2 separate regions of the Homo sapiens genome follow, and region 1 is linked to region 2. The links are chromatin loops, found by intact Hi-C in ENCODE. Cell type or tissue: PC-9. All regions are shown on one strand. Each heading gives the region's core, and the rest is flanking DNA. Links, peaks and the distances in the headings are about the cores only. Region 1 has its middle 330 kb from the start of LINC02945. Region 2 overlaps LOC105377366 (a long non-coding RNA gene).

Region 1 (9,791 bases), core at 1,068-9,067, 140 kb after region 2:
TAATTAGATGTCAGTGAAGTAAGCTGAATTCATGCAGCCATAAATTTAAATTGGCAACTCTAACCTTAGGTTTCTTAAATGGTTTAGACAACTATTTTGTTCAGGCGGTAATGTTAGTACATGTTCTGTCTTACATTACTACTTCAAGACGAAAATGAGTACGAAATTTATTTTTTCCAGCATAGCCATAAATTCGTGGGGTTTTTTTATTTAAAAGCTTATGGAAAAAAATAGTCTCAGCATCCTGATTTATGTCATCTCTTTCACTCTCTCTCTCTCTCTCTCTCTCTCTCTCTCTCTCTCTCAGTTAAAAACTGATTGTCTGTTGTCTGTTTTTCCAGTAGCAGCATATCCTTACGGCATTTTTCCAGCCATAATAACAGTTTACAAGATGCTTTATTCAGAAGAACATAAATGAAATACATTCAGTTCCATCTTCCTTCTTTTATGTGTGCTACTGGATTTCTGCATTCCAGTTGGAACCACAGTAGCAAATGTGCTGAAAAATCAGTTTAAAAATCATTTTTTTCTCAATTGCCATTAATTTAGAAAATTCTGCTGCTAATTTTGGAAAATTGTAATTTAAATATTCAAGAAACCTGTAAAAGTGTTTTCTATTATACCTTATCATACATTATCATACGTTTGATCTACTTCACATTTCATTGACTGAAAAGGAATGATCTGTTATTCTTTATGTTGGTATTGTCTATTTGAGATACTTACCCTTAGTAAAAATGTAGCAAGAATGGCTAATTTGTGGGACCCAGAGCTAAATAAAAATAGGAGCCTCTTATTCAAAAGTTATTAAGAATTTCAAGACAGTTATAACAGAGCATTAAACCAAGCACTAGAGCTGAGTGCAGAGTCTTGTGTAGCAGCTCAGGTCAGACGCCTGTGGAAAGTGGCCCTGATGGGAGCATATTTCAGCTCCTTCTAAATCCTACACTCTGTAACCACATTTCCTGCCACTAATCTATCTAGGGATGCGCAAACCTCAAAAGGTGGGGATTTTTTATTTCTATTTCCAGGTATCAAGTAGATATGGGTTTTCACAAATGACTTTGGCTAGAAAACAAAGTTGTTTTTTTTTTAATGTTTCTTGAGCTTTGGGATTTCAGCCAGGTTGGTAAAAATCTCAGTAAGATTTTTCTAAGATAGAAGAATCCCAGTGCCCCATGTGAACATATTGGTGATGGGGGTCTGGGAGGGTAAAGCTCTCAGAGTTGGGATTTGCTCAGTTGGACTGCTTCCCTTATCTTTAAGTTCCATTAATTGATTTTGGTGAAGTGCAAATTTTTTGCTGAAGAGAGATAAATAGGATCCACACAATAATAGCATCAACTTTAACCAACAAGCCATGCAGTCATTGATTTAGTTAGTCTGGTAGTCATCAGTCAGCATTTTATTCCCTATGGGCAGCGCCTCCATGAAGAAGGTGGTCCAGAAAAGCAAAGAAGGGAAGAGAGTCCACAAGGCAAATGCTGCCATCTAGAGAGGCAGAGAGGAGAACATGCTGACAGTGGTAATTTTCCAAATAAAATTAGAACAAAAATAAAAACCCTTGTCAGGCAGTGAGTGTGAAAATTTCCCAAGAAGAGATCATCCCTTTGAAGAAATCAGCATTTCATTAAAAGGTGCCATTTGGAATCCATCTAATTTGAGATGAAAGATTATTCTGCTAATAATTCCACATCAGGGAACCTACCAAGAGATTTTTTGTTGTTGTTTAAGCAGGGACTTTTAAAGGTGATTTTCCTAAGGCTGAGTAAAATAACTGCATGACAGCTAATTGTTTGACCTGTCTAAAAAAGAAATGAGTGTGTAACTGTGTTTCTGTTTTACCTTGTTTAAACAAACAAAAAATAGCACAAGGAAGTTGAATTATCTGAAGTATACTGGTCAGTTTACCTCTTTTTTCATGATACCGTGCAAAGACATCCTGCTTGCTCTCTAAGAGGCTTTAAACAAGTAGGAATTGCAAAAATCAAGCAGAGGCACAACACAAACAGACGGCTAAAAAATACCTGAAAAATCAAGGGGAAAGACAGGGATCTAGCTTGTCTCCACATATTACATGTGCAGAAATTTAAACAACTCAATAAACAGCACATACTGAGATGGTAATGCCCTAATTTTTTCAGTTAGAAATGCCCAAAACATTTATAGTGACTCTTACTGGGGAATACATTGCCTAGATTACTGGACAATTGAATTCCCACTTAGGAAATATCCTAAATCATTTTACAATCAAAGCAGTATGAATGGAAGTAAGCTGTATAGTGTTGGGGTGTTTTTTTGTTTTGTTTTGAGACAGAGTCTCGCTCTGCTGTCCAGGCTGGAGTGCAGTGACGCCATTTTGGCTCACTGCAACCTCTGCCTCCCGGGTTCAGGTGATTCTTCTGCCTCAGCCTCCTGAGTAGCTGGGATTACAGGCGCCCGCCACTACGCCTGGCTACTTTTTGTATTTTTAGTGAAAATGGGGTTTCACCATGTTGGCCAGGCTGGTCAAGAACTCCTGACTTCAAGTGATCTGCCTGCCTCGGCTTCCCAAAGTACTGGAATTACAGCACTTTGTGAGCCACCGCACCTGGCCAATTGAAGTAAACTATACAGTTGTTTTTTTTTGTTTTTTTGGGTTTTTCTGGCTATTCAGAATTTGTCTATGTGAAAAGTTTTGAAATTTAATATTGTACTGTAAATTTCAAATTTTTATGAGCTATATACTTATCGCAAATATATTTTGATAGTATGTGTAAATATATGTAAACACAAGTATATTATGCTTATGTTCATAATTTTAAATTATTTAAAAATGTACAAATTGAGATCTGCCATTTAAATTTGTTTAAATAGAAGGGCTAATGTCTCTGCTTATCTAGTAATAAGAATAGCTATAATTATTTGAGTAATATTATAAGCATTATTCATTAATTTAGCAAATACTTATTAAGCACCTACTATACCTCAGGCACTATTATATGTGCTGGAGATGCAGTAGCGAACAAATATAGATGCATAGCTCAGTGTAAGCCTCATAATATCCCATAAGCCGTAAATGCTTCCCAATTTAGGGCAATTTGCCCAAAATCTTACTGCTTACTAGTGAGGGAGCAGATTTTGAATACAGTTTCTGCTTATTTATAAATCATATTTTTTATGCCACATTGTGTTGCCTCCCATATAGTAACGCCCTTTCTGCTCTGATGGAAGTTTTAAGAAATAAGTTTTTATTTTCAATGATTTGTGAAGCTGTAACAGGTGAATATCAGTATGGAACTTGGAAAGTTTATTATAGTTTGTTGAAAACACTTAAATTCTTCATAGGCAACATCACCAGTCATTACGAATTGCAAATCAAAACCACAATGAGGCTGGGCACAGTGGCTCACATCTGTAATCCCAGCACTTTGGGGGGCTGAGGCAGGTGGATCACTTGAGGTCAGGAGTTTGAGCCCAGCCTGACCAACATGGTGACCCTGTCTCTACTAAAAACACACAAAAAAAGTAGCTGGGCATGGTGACAGGCATCTGTAATCCCAGCTACTCAGGAGGCTGAAGCAGGAGAATTGCTTGAACATGAAAGCGGAAGTTGCAGTGAGCCAAGATCATGCCACTGCACTCCAGCCTGGGAAAAAGCATGAGACTGTCTCAAAAACAAAAACAAAAAAAAAACACACACACACACAATGAGAAACCACTTCACACCCAAAATCAAAAGTGTTGGTGAGGAAGTGGAGAAATTGGAACCCTCGTGCATTACTGGTGAATTGCGGAATTTAAAATAGTGAAGCTGCTGTGGAAAACAGTTTAGTGATTCTTCAAAAAGTCAAATATAGAATTACCAAAAAAAAAGAAAAAAAAAAGATTTAGCAATTCCACTCCTAGGAATATACCCAAAAGAACTGAAAGCAAGGACTCATACAGAAACTTTTACACCAATGTTCATAGCAGCATGATTCACAATAGCCTAAGGTGAAAACAAACCAAATGTCCATCAACAGATGTGTGCATAAACTAAGTGTGGCATAAACATACAATAAAATATTATCAGCCTTAAAAAAATGAAATCTGACACATGCTATGATACAGATGAACCTTAGAAACATTATGCAAGTGAAATAAGCACACACAAAAGGGCAAATATTGTGATTCTACTTAATGAGGTACCGAGAATAAATAAACTCATAGACACAGAAAGTAGGATAAAGGTTACTGAGGTCTGTGGGAAAGAAAGTGAGGGTCATTGTTTAATGGGTACAGAGTTTCTTTTTGAGGTAACCACTAAGTTTTAGAAATAGAGGTGATGGTAACAACCATGTAAATACTCTAGTTCCCATCTATCTTCAGCTTTGCCTTCTGCAGTTTTAATTGCCCATGGTTTCAATTACCTGTCAACATCAGTCCAAAAATACTAAATGAGAAATTCCAGAAACAAACAATGCCTAAGTTTTAAATTGCGCACCGTTCTGAGTGACCTAATGAAGCTTGTGTCTTCCCACTCCGTCGTGCCTGGGATATGAATCATCCCTTTTTCCAGTATATCCAGGCTATAGATGCTACCTGTCCATGAGTCATTTAGCAGTTATCTAGGTTATCAGATCCACTGTCACAGTATGGCAGTGCTTATGTTCAAGCAACCCTTATTTTACTTAATAACGTCCCCAAAGCACAATAGTAGTGATGTTGGAAATTCAGATGTGCCAAAGAAAAGCTATGAAGCACTCCCTTTAAGTGAAAAGGTGAAAGTTCTTGACTTAATAAGAAAAAAAAAATCCTACGCTAATGTTGCTAAGATCTATGGTAAGAATGAATCTTCTATCTATGAAATTGTGAGGAAGGAAAAATAAATTCGTGCATACCATACAGTATCTAGGGTTTGGTGCTATCTGAAGTTTCTGGCTTACACTGAGGTTCTTGGAACGTATCCCCTAAGGATAAGGGGAAACTACTGTATACTTAATGCCACTAAATTGTAAATTTTATGTTATTATACATATTTCACCACACACACATGCAAAATCTTTCAAAAGTAGTAATGAAGATCTATGAGTCCCAAGAACATTGGAAACAAGTGTGGGTAGGTTAGCCATGAGAAAAGGTGGGTGAAGGTAAAACAGTGTCTCTTTAGGACTATTTTAAACAAATGAGCAAATAAATAGTTTACCTACTTCATAATTTGAATAAAGTGTACCTCTAAACATGTAGTATAGAGAGTACATTCCTTATCCCTACTATAATTTATTATCCATATATATCAGAAAAAATACGCATCCACGTTTGGCAGCAAAAGGCAGATAGCATGAAACAGAATGCATTTGGGATGATGGTTTATATTAGGAAATTATACTTTGAGTTATTTATTGGAAGAATGTAACACTAGTTAGCTTTCTTTAAAAATCACCATGGAAAAATCTAAAACTGATTGAGCACATTAATCAGAAATGCTGTATTTATAATGAGCTCATCTTGGGAATTTGACACCAAGATCCATATATATGAAGCAATTTCTTCTGAAAACAATTTTGTATTAGAGGAAGTTTAACAATTTGAGGTGAACTATATTAGTATTCCTACAAAGGTAACTATAAAAATGCAAAATATTGTGAAGTATCCATGTCAGAGAATTCAAAAATCATACATCCATATGGTACTCAATAAAAAGCAATTAAATCAACCTCTTATTATCTGGCACTTAATTGACCACCATGGCTGCCTACTGTTGACATCAATTTGGTTTTATATTAACCCAAGGAAGACTGACATTAACTTCATGTTAATATCCCTTATGGAAAACTCACTAGATTTAAATTTGCTAAATTTATAGATTCTTGTGCAACATCCCTTTCTTTTTTCTGTTTACTATTTCTACCTATATTGATTTAGGTCCAGAATCTGAAAGCCTAAAATAAATTATGCCAGAAGAAAATGAACCTGATTCATTTTAATTGAAAAGGACTCAATTGTGTTTACACAGCTTTAAAATTCACCAGGATTAATATTATATAATGTGTAATTATTTTTAATGTAAGTCCACAGGGCCAAAGAAAATTATGGAAGCTGATAGATTTTACTGAACCCAACATATAAATATGAAGCATCTATTATTTATGGGAGTGTCTATCCTAATCTTTAATTCATACTTAAAACAACTCTAATGTAGAATGGCTAAATAATTAAGAAGTACTGAAATAGTTAAGAAGTACTATTATATATAAGAAGTACTTATATATAATATAAGAAGTATATTATATATATAAAAAATAAGCTATGAAGTTGGATTCTAATTCTCTAATAAATCTTGATATTCTGGAGAAAAAAATATTTCATCACTGGAAGGCTATAGTTATTAAAATTGTATCAATGGCATTTAGATAGAAATTTAACACTTGTTGCTTCTAGGTAGCACTATAATAGCAAATTTTTATTGAGGAAAAAGATTAATGAAATTTCAAAATCAAGGCATCTTTCTTTGTTCAGATAGCCAAAGCACACAAGAACAATTTTTGGCAATTGTTCATGTAGGTTAAGGTCTTTTTCCCTGTAATACTCTTTGCAATTACTCAGGCACTTTAGACAAAAGCCAGTTTTATGGTAAATAACAATAAACAGATGAAGTTCTTATTTGGTCTGTAAAATATCTGTGGTTAGTATGAGAATAAAATCTTAAGAACAAATCTAAGTTATAAGACATTCGGTTTTGGTATTAGTAAAGATTGTATGCCCTCCACATAGTTTATGATGTTTAGCATAAGCCAAATATAATTTAAAACTTCAATAGCTTTTCTATCCAAATAATATGTTTCACTTAAATCTTACTAATTAAAATGAAAAATATTGGGAGGATTTTAGAGTGAGATTTTAAAGAAAATTAGCAAAGGATATACTATCATAAATAGGATGATTTGACCTTTTACAAAGCAAAGTAAATTCATCCTTACTCAGGGCTGTTTCATGATGTTATGACCAATGTTTGGTTTTGCTTGTTTCTGTGCCGTGTGAGTTTAATGTTTGTTTTCTATCTATCATGATTTTCCTCTCCTCCCCATGATAAACTCTGCCTTCTACTAATAGTATCAGTTACAAAAAATTAACCAAGCTAACTTTTATGGCTTGTTTTCTCAGACTACAAACATGATGAGATGAGATGCACCCCTGACCCCCTAACCTATCAAGTCATGCAGTGATTGGATTCCATGGAAAGGTCTGTTGTCCAGGCATTGTTAAAAACTAAATGAAGAACTATCTTTAACCTACTATGACAGGACAGTGAGTTACTCTATTGCTTAGAATCTGGGCTAACATTTAGTGTTTGTTTCTTTGTAAAGATGATTTTTGTAGTTATCTAAAATGAAAGACTTATTTTATAAGTTTGTATAAGGTTATATTTTCTTTTTATTTTTGGTACTTTTTTTCCCCAAAGCTCCTTTTAAAGAAAAAGTAAATGAGCCTTTCTATATTCAAATAAAAAAAGTCTTAGACATCTGGGTTGGGAGTTTATGAGGAGAGAAGGAAGAAAGCAGATAAAATATCCCAACTCCAAAAATCATCTAAGCTGAAATAGAAAGTAGCAGCAGGAAATTAATACCACGTTGTAAAAGAAAGAATGCTAATATAATGAAGCAAATGTCGAGCCAGATGCTACATATGAATGAGCCACTCTAGGACATGCTGGCCACTTTTATAATATCCAAGTGGCCAACCAGAGTTGATGCCCTTCCCAAAGTTCCAGCCTGGAACTCATAGTCGCTGACTTATTCATAGGATTTGGCTACGAAATTTTTAGATTTGCAAAAAAATCACCATATTTCTGTTTTGTATTGGTGGAAAGTGATGAAATTGTTTTCCAATCAATACATTTTCCATGAAAAGCTGAGTTTTGTCATTTTTATGTTACTACCTTTGCTCATGTACAAAAAATACTCTTCTACAGCCCACAAAAATATATAATGTTATTTCAATATGCTTTCAAGTCAAAAACTTAGTTATAACATTTGGAAAAATGAATAATGTTAACATTTATCTGTTTAACCATCCAGACACAGTACTAACTGAAGAAAAAATATCAAAATTCACCTTAGATACCTGCTAATCAGCTAATTTTCCATAGTCATAATTGCCTCCTCAGAATATCTGGTAAATATACTCTAACTTTGGAAGCAAAGTTAAAACAGGATATCATAAAAAGAGGATAACAAAAGAGAAGCTAAATAGTTTTTTAGGAAACTTCATTGTTGGAATGGAACGTGATAATGTGGATTTAAAATGCTTCATAGGAAGTTTGCCAGTCCAACTAGACTGAAAAGTAACCTGGTAATTTCAACAACGTTGTTAAATCATTAGCAAATTCTTTTGGGGAACTTTGTGATATGAACTATAAGAGAAGCCTGATAAGAATTCACTGGCATGCAAAGCATATGTATACTTGTATGCCATCAACCCAAGCTTATTAAGATCTACCATCAAATGTTTTCAAATATGCTACACAAACCCCTTGAGGGCTGAGACTAAGGCCAGATGTGGTATTTTATCTGCATTCTACCCCTTCTCTGCCCTCTTGCTGACATTTCACTGAGTACAGTACACAGTTGAGCACACAGTAAGTACCAAATAATTGTTGACAAGCAGACAGCATACATAATATGTATCTGCTATTGTTGACTAGCAGACAGCAAACATAATATGGTATCATGAAATGCAGATATCTTAAGTATTAAAAATGTACATCAAATGAAGATAAAAGAGGACAAGGCAAGAAAATAAAAGAAATTTTATTTCCTCACAATTTTTCTGGTATGGATTGTGCAAAACTATTTCAGGCAGAATATATATAGAACACAACTTTTCTAAGCATGGAAATGACAGAGACTTTCACATTTATCAAAGTACTAAGGATAGATTACCAAAGAAAACTGATCTCTTTTTTTCACCACCTCATCAAATATAGCACTTAAAATTACATAGAAAAGCACTGTGGTAGTACGTTCCTCCAAAATGTTGCCAGTTAGAAAATGCATTTTATCATTGGATGGACCTTCATTTCCCCAGCCTTCCTACATCACTAAAAAATATTTGTGTAGTTTTATGCATCTTTCCAGAGAGCAATGAATAGGTTAGATCAGCAACTGACTTTATCCACTGACATACAGACTGACTGATGGAAACTTCTAACAGGCTTAAGACTTTAAGCCTTGGTACAAGGGTTTACATCAGACCCTTCACAGAAGAGGAAAGCCATTTAATCCTAGAAACTTGCTAAACTTCCTACAAGACAAACCAGAGATTTTGTGTATTCTATTAATTCAAAAAAAAAACAGTGAAAATAAGACTTTTATATCTCTGCGCATTCACATTTCTTTATTCCTGTATAATTGTGTATTGGGAAAAACAAGTTCTTATGATTAGTGGCAAGTGGCACCCCAATTTTTCTCTGTACCGTGTGTCATCCCTCTTTTCCTATTAAGCGCTACTGCTTGCTTGGGTTCCTGACAATAATTGCTACCACTTCATTCTGAAATGATGTGCAGGTTAAAAAAAATATAGGAGAGAGAGAGAATGCCAAAGCACACTATGCTTATCCTCCCAAAAGCAAATTCAAAGGTTTCATAATTTAAATAGAAAGTGACTGGAATTCACATTTGCCCGCGTGCTTTTTATTAAATTATTGAAAGCTTTTTTTAACTCTGCATTTTAAAATTCTCAACTCCAATGTATATTTTCTATGATTTTGTACTGAATGAGAAAAACCTCCCAAAAGATTGCATACCAAAGAGCAGAGCCGCCTGTTCTGA
Region 2 (9,791 bases), core at 674-8,673:
CATATTCTATCAAGACATGCATATGGATACATGGATATATAGACAGCCAGTGGGTAGTGTGAAGAGACTTATGTTATTATGGGTTCCTGGCTACTCACAAACCGCAGAGTTTTGCCAATTCTCCTAGATCAGAACCCACTAGGTGAGCAACAGATTACATTCTTCTATGGGAAACAAAAACTATCCAGGCTGCACTACTTACAGAAAGAAGCAGGGTCAGCTTCCTAAATTAGAGAAAATAAGACCTAAATTTTTACTAGAAATTAAGTAATTTGAGCACCCACATGTAGGTAGAAAGGTAAATTAAAGGGAAAATTCAATAACTCAGAAACTCTCCTTAGAGAGGGCTAGAGAGGAAAAATGTATGTAGAATACATTTATGTTGTTCAGAATATGTGTGCTTATTATAGAACCGAAAATCAGGTTATAGTCAGGGAGTAAGCCCTTCAGCCTATCTCTCTGGAATGAAAGGCTTCAAAGGTAATATATTACCCTGAACAATGCATTGTTTGATAATGTGTCTTCCAGGGGATTTAGAATCATTAAATGATGGAATCACATAATTTTATGTGGGGTTGGGATTCAACCAACCGCACCTAAAATTAGTTGGGGTTCAACTTTCTAAAAGTTCTAATCAAACCAGTGGTGAAATCATGATAGTGAGGTGAGAACTAGGATTGTTTCTCACCAATATTTCAGACTGAATTTCTCACTCATTTCAGACCAAATGAGTCCATTTTCTAGAAGGGTTTCTATTGTGAAATGTCTTCCACGGACTAATGTACACAAGGGAGACTTGGCCTTGTGAGTCACTGGCAGACGGATGCTTTATCAGTGTATTTTGTCTGTGCAAATATAATTTATCATATTTTAACTAAAATTTGCCAGAAGAAATACTATTTAAATGTGGAAGTTCATCACTTTACCTCACTTCCACTAATCCTTGTTAAAATATTATAAATAACGTAGAGCTTAGAGTTGCAAAACAGAGACCTAACAAGACTTAACCAAAAATCTTTTGTAAAAGATTCAAGTAAAACCTTACAACAGATAACTAAACCAACATGCTTTGATCCACATGAATTATCTATAGTCTTTATCCTTATCTTTAAAAAATGGGGAAGAAAAAAAATCCTCATATTTTAAGCAGATTATTTTATAGAGGCTTTTCTCAAAAAAAAAAAGAAAGAAAGAAAGAAAATGTCCTTTGAGATTTCAAGATATTTCTGTAAGTAACTCTTTTCTAAAGAGAGTTTGATTTGCTCTAGTTTTATGAACCTGCAAGGACTTTTCATCGCTGGAATATGCACAGGTTACTTGCAAAGCTCCTTGAAAAGATTTGTGCCCTCTTTTTATGAAGACAATGAATGAGTAGGAATTTTATACCACAGACAATGAGCGAGAGACAGGAAGACACTTTGATGTTCAAATAATTCGACAAGTTTTGGCATTCTTAAAAAATAATGAAAAGGATCTTTGCCGAAATTTTATTTTGTTTTTGTTCTGTCTTCAGTTCAATAGGCGGGTTCAGGCAGGAAGTACAGCCTGAGCGACTCAGCCAGATCTAGAGGGATTAGTTACAGCAAGAAGGCTGTTGTGTGAATCTGAGTCACTTTTTTTTTCTTTTATAGCAATTCCAAAGAAAAATTCACACAAACTAAGCGTGCCCAATCCTATCTTTATGATACCTATATCTGGTCAAAACTTTAGGTGATTTTAACATAAAATCACCTAAAAATCATTTGCAACTTTTTGTAATTATCGTTGTATGGCAATGCTTTATTGGACTCTATAGACACAGGATTTTTTTATTTCTGAATAAAATGTGATTTCAGTCATAATATTACATAAAATATTTAGTTTGATTTGGGCTTTGTGCTTTCTCACTATGGTGTCAATTGTTTTTAGAGGTAAGCAATTTGTAAGGACTGGAAGTAGAAATTAAGCAACCAAGACAAGAAGGCTGTCCTATCAGTTTCAAGAACAACTAAGAGGATGTTAAAGGTGATGTTGTGATCTAAATTTTCTACATGTTTTGTAACTGAACTATGTGTGAAATAAAAATTAATTTTCAAAAATATGTTTCTAATTAATATTATTCCAACTTGGGGGAATAAAATCCCTCCTTTGAAATCTACCAAAACAAAAAATCTGTTCTAAAATATTAGTGAAGATTTTTGTCTGCTATGTCTAAAGTTGCATTACTCACTGAAGTTTACCATTTTGTCTTCTGCATGCCAAGTAACCCTCAAAGTCTAGAGCAGGCATCAGGCAAATGAACCAACTTAATTAAAAAGTTAATTCTCCAAATTTTAAGCCCTATTTTTTTTCACATTGTGTTTTTATTGTATTTGTTTGGAAACGTTCTCTGACTATGGGGTCATGGATTATAACGTTTTAATGGTAAGCAAATCAATGTTAATAGTTTTATAATTTTTTTTCCAAATTTTGGTCCCAGACTATTTTACAAATATAGCAATGTCAGTGGTACAAAGAATGCTTATATTCAAAACCTCATGTTACAAAAAGAGCTTAGAACATTGGTTTTCTCCCACGAAAACCCCACCACTGATAATGTTAGGAGTAACCCAAAGGATCAGACAACATATCCATTTAATGTATATACTGCATAGAACATTTCTTTTTTCTGCCTCATCATTTACCCATTAACTAAAGTTCCATAGTTAATCATTAGTTATTAACACTTAGAAAACTCACTTGGCCAATTAATAAAAACAGCTCTATTATTGTTGTTACAAAAGCTTGAATATCCCATTTAGTAATATTCACTCTACTAAAATGGAGCTGATAAATTTTAACATTTCAAGAATTTCCAAAATTTTGTTTGAAATTGTAGTTTGTGTTTGGCTTGAAGATATAAAGGCCAACACAATTTGTTAATATGTGGCATTAGGACAAACCCTGGTAGGAAAGTAAAGAATGAGAATATTTACTGGAAATTAAAATGCATACTAGTTGTATAATTTGCTAACTGCTTTGCTACAGAAATTGGACAATATTCGGTATGTAGCAAGATACATTGCAAGCTAAAAATACTTTTTTGGCAATTACCCTGCTATTTAATATAAAAGTAATTTTAGAAAAAATAATTATCAAGATAATTGCCTCAATATGTATCTCTGCATGTGCAGAAACATATGACCTCATTTATTTTTATTCTGTTAGATAACTAAGCAAACTCTTAAGAGTTTGCCAAAACCTATTCTCTGTCTTCACTTAAAATGAAGTAAAAAAAGTATAATGAAAATAACTTGGATCAAAGATAGTTGTAGGAGCCAAGCAAGTAGTGTCTTCCTCTTCCTTCCCTCTTTCCCATCTAGCGTACACACACTCACACGCACACCCACACGCACAAAAACACATGCACTCACATCCCAAGTATTTTGATTCTTTAAACTAATCACCATTGTTTACAGTTTCAATAGCTATGTGTCATTCTCGCCTATTACTGTACAATGCGCAGGTACTATTTGATTTTATTTGCCTACCTGGTCATTGTAGAAGTAACATTTGTTAGAAACTACCTATAGAAGCATTTAAGTCTTGCTCAACTTGTTTGCTATCTTTTCTTGTAATCTTGTGGGTAGTGAAGTTAAATAGATCTGGAGCTGCAATATTATGCAATAATATTTAGAATGTAATTGCACAACAATTGTGACATTTGGGGTCAACGCATTCACATCTGTTTTCTGGTCTAAAAGGACAGCAGAGGGAGCCCCTGCATGACTTAAGAAAACCGAAGGCAGGCAGAACAGAGACTTTTCAGGGTGCGAAGTTACGCATGGTGCCCTCTACTGGAGTCACTGGTAAAGAGTTTTGATTTCAAAAAGAAATTGGTAAGCACTGAATTCCAAACTTGATCACAGCATACTTTACTACCAGTCATCATAAGGGGTGTAGCAGTATGTTCAAAATAAAATTGATTTTAATTACTTTTGATTTTAAAAATAAATATAGGCCTTACATTTCTTACATGAAGTTTGGGGTTGAGAAATCAAATTTCTGTGGAAATTCCACTTTTCCAAAATTTCTATCATTCTGAATTGTCACATTAGTTTCTCTCCATGACTATATAACTCCTATATATTTAGAATCCTAATATGAACTGTACAAACCATGCCATTCATGTGACAATAATATAAGTGTAGCATTGTAATGTGAAATAATTTTGCAGTGAGTGAAATAATTCATTTAAGAGAGTTCTAAATCAAGGGTTGTACTGACTGACACAGTTAAAAACTGTATTTTCCTTGTGATAGTTCAGCAATAATCCCATTACTGAATATTATTTCAATTTCTACTTGCTTTTCAATTCCTTTGAAGAACCATTCGAAAGTACGTATCTTTTATTTGAGTGATTGGTAATAAAATTACTTTAAATTTCACTGTAAATATATAATTACTAATTATAAATAAGAAATTATCAATTGTAATTTGCACTGAGAACCAACAAATTTCTAGATACTTTTTATAATATTGTGTTGGATGTGTAATCGTTTGCAAATAAGTCCACTTTTGCCAACCGCTTGTCAGTTAATTCTGTCTGTTACGTTTAAATACCATGTAGGAAAGTATTAGTGTACTTTGATTTAAAACTATAATAATCTTGAAAAATAATGTTCTTCATTAATATTTTATGATGATCTTATGACTATTAAAATGATCAGTTTATATGAAATAAACCAGATATTTAGCAGCAAATAATTTATGTGATATTTTGCTTCCAGTTTTGACTGGACTGGTCATTTTGGTATTAAGCATTTTTAGCCTAAATTTATGACATTTCTTTCAAATTTCAGAAAGAAGAGCTTGTCTAGGCATACATTACTCTGTGCTTTGTGAAATTTATATTAAGAATATAAATTATAAATTTTTGAAATTTATATTTAAAAGTCTACTTATTTTATAATACTTCACAAACTTCATGATTCTTATATTGTAAATTATAGGGCAGAAATTTAATCTAATTACTATATTCCTCTTATTACCCTTAGCTTTTTCTAACAGTTAAAATACCAATAAACTAAGAATTAATGCAAAATACATAAAATTATATAATAATATCACACAATCCACTTTAATTGAAGACTTATTTTTGATGTACATTAAATAGTATGTATAAAGATGAGGAATTAAAATTTGGTAACCATGGTTAATTTGCCAAGGACAAATTAACTGTGAGTAAGCAAGGATAAAACTCATTCTGACACTAGAGTTTGCTTTCCAAATCTTCCACATCCAAACATTACAACTGAAAGGAGTGGGGAAAGAATTTATTTTACAGAAGTGTCCATTACAGTTAATTCCATTAGAAAATAATTAATTTGATTTTGAATATATCATTTGAAAAAGTTCCACACCTTGAAAGAAGTATCGTTTTATGTAACAAAAGGAACTATCTAAAGAATGAATCTTATATTAAATTCAAAGGAGTGGCATATACAACACACAATTGTAACCAAACACAGCAGTTGTGACCAGTTAATGGGAAAAATTTCAGCATAGTCACCATACATTTTTAAAAAGAGGGAGAGAAGCCAGTGTTCATCTTCATCCAACCTAGCATCAACCAAAGAAAATTTTTGAGGTTGGCCGGGAGCAGTGGCTCATGCCTGTAATCTCAGCACTTTAGGAGGCTGAGACGAGTGGATCACATGAGGTCAGGAGTTCAAGACCAGCCTGACCAACATGGTGAAACCCCGTTTCTACTAAAAAAAAAAAAAAAAAAAAAAAAAAAAAAAAAAAAAAAAATTAGCTGGGCATGGTAGTTAATGCCTGTAATCCCAGCTACTTGGGAGGCTGAGGCAGGAGAATCGCCTGAACCCAGGAGGCAGAGGTTGCAGTGAGCCAAGATTGCGCCACTGCACTCCAGCCTGGGCAACAAGAGCAAAACTCCTTATCAAAAAAAAAAAGAAAACAAAAACAAAAACAAAAAAAACACACAAAAATCAGAAATTTATGAGCTAATTTGAATTACCTCCTATGTTCTGAGCAGTTTAAATGCTTTAGTTTTATTAATTAATTTAACCCCCAAACAATCCTGAAGGCCATTATTACCCCATTTTTTCCAGATAAGACAACTAAAGTACAAATTTTTTTTTAAAATGGCCACGTTGAATAACCTAAACTAGTATTCAAGCCCAAGTCTGACTCTAGAGCTCTTGCTCTATTATGATTTCATCATCATAATTATTTTTAAGAAGTGCCTATTATTGAAGTTTTAATCTCAAAACTTCTGAATTATAAAACACAGTAAATAAATTATAGTAAAACCTAATTCATGCTGTAGCATTCCACAGCTAGTGTATGTCTCAAAAAAGAATCTATACTGAGACTACTGAGGCTATAAGTCAAATGGCTTTCTTTCTGACAACATCATAAACTTCATCTGGAATCTGAAAATAAAGCCACTCTTTTCCTCTTGCACTGTCGTGAGTCATGTAGTTTTTTTCCTTGGGACTTGGAGGTAGGGCAAGGTGGAAAACTCCACAGTCTACTTGAGAGAAACAGCCCATTAGGGGAAAGACCTGGATAGTTCTAGTCAGGTTAACTCTTTCCAAAACTATTTTTTTTTCTTTTCAGTAATATTTCTGCTTTGAAATCTTCCCCCAAGGCTAGTGCAAAGTGGAGAGACCACTAATATTTTTGCAAATGACTTTTCATGAAACCGACATTCTAATTCCTGCTTACCTCTTTAGTTTTTTCTCTAGCTTCTGATTGCTCAGTCTTGAATCCTGGATCCCTCACTTACTAGTTCTATGAGCATAAGAAAGTATTTAATTTCTCCCTATAACAGCTTCCTCATCTATACATTAAAGGTAGAAACAGTATATATTTGATAAAGTTATTATAAGGGTCAAGTGAGGTTGACATGTAAAATGCTTAAAATAGTTTTCAGCATTTAGCAATGCTCACTCAATAAATATTAAATATGTTTTAAAATTGGAAGAACCAAGATTTGCAGTGTAATTAAAAAATCCATATATTAATACAAACTTTTTAAAAAATTTTTCAGACGTAGAATTTGTTCTTGTTCCATTGTATTGGTGAAGAAACTGAAGTTCAAAGTAATTGGCAGAACATACTACTTTGGGCAGTATGGGAGTAGAGGCCTATGGACGACCAGCAACAGGTAAAGACTAATTAGGGGGTATTTCCAAAGAATGATTTTTTTCTTTATTTGATGAGAGAGATACATGCTATGTCTTCAGTTGTCCATATTTTTAAAAATAATTTGATATTTTTCCTTATTCAGATAATATTACCTTATGTGGAAATCATTCCTTCTTTTTTTTTTTTTTTTTTTTTTTTTGAGACAGAGTCTTGCTCTGTCGCCCAGGCTGGAGTGCAGTGGCGTGGTCTCAGCTCACTGCAAGCTCCGCCTCCCAGGTTCACACCATTCTCCTGCCTCAGCCTCCCGAGTAGCTGGGACTACAGGTGCCCACCACCATGCCCGGCTAATTTTTTGTATTTTTAGTAGAGATGGGGTTTCACTGTGTTAGCCAGGGTGGTCTCGATCTCCTGACCTCGTGATCCACCCGCTCATTCCCCTTCTTTAGTGGGAGAAAGAAATGTGCATTTAGATCTACAAATATTTTTGTGTGTTTTTGTGTATATATACACAAATACATATATTCAGAAATAAGTTCTAGCCTCATCAGTGTCATCTATCTGTAGAAGAGAGTATTTATAGAGGTTTGGCCTTGACAGTTGCGGATGTCAAAACAAAAAATGCTCTCAGCTATAGTCAGGGACCAGATTAATGCAATATCTGAATTTGGCTAACCAAAAACACAGTGTTCTCGAATTCTTCTGTGTAAGTTGTGTTATGGCCTTAGATAACCTGGTGGCAATTTAAAGAACATCAGTTATAAAGTCATACAGGTAGAAGTTCAAATCTTGAATCCACCACTTACTATATACAAAGCTAATTGCATATTTTTGGGCAAATTATTTAACCTCCGAGGGCTGCAATTTCTTTGCCAACAATCCATGCCTCATAGGAACACTAAATGTGAGCATGTGCCTAAGACACATATTACAGAGCCGGCAGATGATAGCTGTTGGAATTTGAGTTGATTTAAGCATTAAAGAGCAGGCTGAGGTAGAACATCCCAAACATGAGATTCTTTAAGTCTATGAATCTTTGAGTCCTGACATGGAGCTTTCTATCTAAACTCAAAATGTATGCCTACCTTGTGTAATTTAAAATCCCCACTCTGCATGTGATGAATAGAATCATCCAGATGTGGTCAGTAAATTATGAAAAATCACTTAGTCCTTTCTGCTGAGAGAGGTAAAGAGGTTGTCCCAAATATCATATTTGCCAAATATTATGCTTATTGCTTTATTAAATTTATCCCTGCTAATGTATTCATATAAGTAAAGCACCCAAGCCTGCTTCATCGCTGATGTGAGTATCAGCAGACACAGCAATATCAACAAAATAACTCTATGCGATTACATTCCCTCCCATACTCAAATTAACCCAAGGATTTTTGGATACCATGAGGAAATGTACATACACGGATTAATATGGCTTCTGTGATTAATAGATGTAATGGGCTTGGGCGGGGAGGAGAAGGAGAGTGTGTCAGGAGGGAGGAAAATTTCTCTGGGATTCTTCCCATAATTTTTAAAACACCTAATAGCCAAAGGGGTTATCTCTTTATTTCAAAACTCTCTAGTAAGTGTAATTAGATATTGAGGCCTTGGAACATGCTGCAGTCTACAAGAATAAAGTATAGACATTTTCTACTTATTTCATTTGTCTGGAACTTGAAAAATCTTTTATTTCAGCCCAGAGGGCAAAACAGGAAGACAGAGTTTGCTACCCAGGAAAATTATTAGGTACTTGTCAATTTCTTCTTGAATGATCCTCTAATAATCGCTAATGGTTATTGAACTTATTGCTGACATTATGGAATGTTACATAAGAGAGAGAAAAAACAATCTTTCTTGATTCCTTTTTGACAAGATATAGCGTTAAGTAAAAAGTTGATCCAATAATCCTCATTTTGGCTTAAAAATGTATTAATTCTCAATCAAAATAGCAATTTGAAACTTTGCCTTGACCAACTTCACATCATATATATATTATGAAAAAGTAAGAAGGAGGCCGGGAGCAGTGGCTCACACCAGTAATCCCAGCATTTTGGGAGGCCAAGGCAGGCAGATCATGAGGTCAGGAGTTTGAGACCAGCCTGGCCACCATGGTGAAACCCTGTTTCTACTAAAAACACACCAGGCACTCCAGCCTGGGTGACAGAGCAAGACTGTCTTGGGGAAAAAAAAAAAAAAAAAAAAAAAAGTAAGAAGGCAAGAAAACGGGGAAGGAATGGGAAGGGGTAAGAAGAAGGAAAAGGAAACTGAAAAAGAGAAACATAGGTCTGAAGAATAATTGTTTGTGAGAGTATCACTGAAAAACATTGCATTACGAACTTCTTTATATTATTATTTCTTATCTTAAAATTTTTTTTATTTATTAACAAAACATTTCCATTTTCAAAAACCAGTTTATTTATTCTAAGGCTAAGATACAAGGATGCTTCTCCACTGTCATTTCTTACTACTATTATTCCTTTTTTGTTCTTTTATATTTTTACCCCTAGGCTAGGGATAAGAGTGGAGATCTGAATACAAGAAACTAGTATTCAGGATACGGGTCCTGGTTGTGATTCTCTCCTAATCCTTCGTGTGACTGGAGTTATGTCGTGTGACTCTCATAAACAATGGGTTTTCCTTCTTTGTACGTAATAGTTGGCAGAAGT

What was found. Peaks named below come from ENCODE experiments on the same cell type or tissue, not always from the same donor. Only the 100,000 strongest peaks of a DNase experiment are listed, where the experiment ranks them.
Region 1: it touches region 2 in a loop (4-fold over the local background); 10 of 110 quality-filtered maps call a loop at or near these places.

What each region holds. Positions count from the first base shown.
Region 1 is chr4:111,777,281-111,787,071 of GRCh38, forward strand. No RefSeq gene overlaps it. Among named protein-coding and RNA genes, the nearest start is that of LINC02945, 330 kb to the right of the region's middle. In PC-9, for the core only: CTCF peaks have their summits at 1,466 and 1,667; a DNase peak (open chromatin) is centred at 4,521; H3K4me3 peaks cover 394 bases.
Region 2 is chr4:111,638,519-111,648,309 of GRCh38, forward strand. It overlaps LOC105377366 (a long non-coding RNA gene), which reads left to right. Exons shown (of 6, transcript NR_188427.1): 3 at 1,909-2,004; 4 at 3,723-3,857; 5 at 7,037-7,153. Among named protein-coding and RNA genes, the nearest start is that of LINC02945, 470 kb to the right of the region's middle. In PC-9, for the core only: CTCF peaks have their summits at 3,764 (motif pointing left) and 3,963; a DNase peak (open chromatin) is centred at 3,633.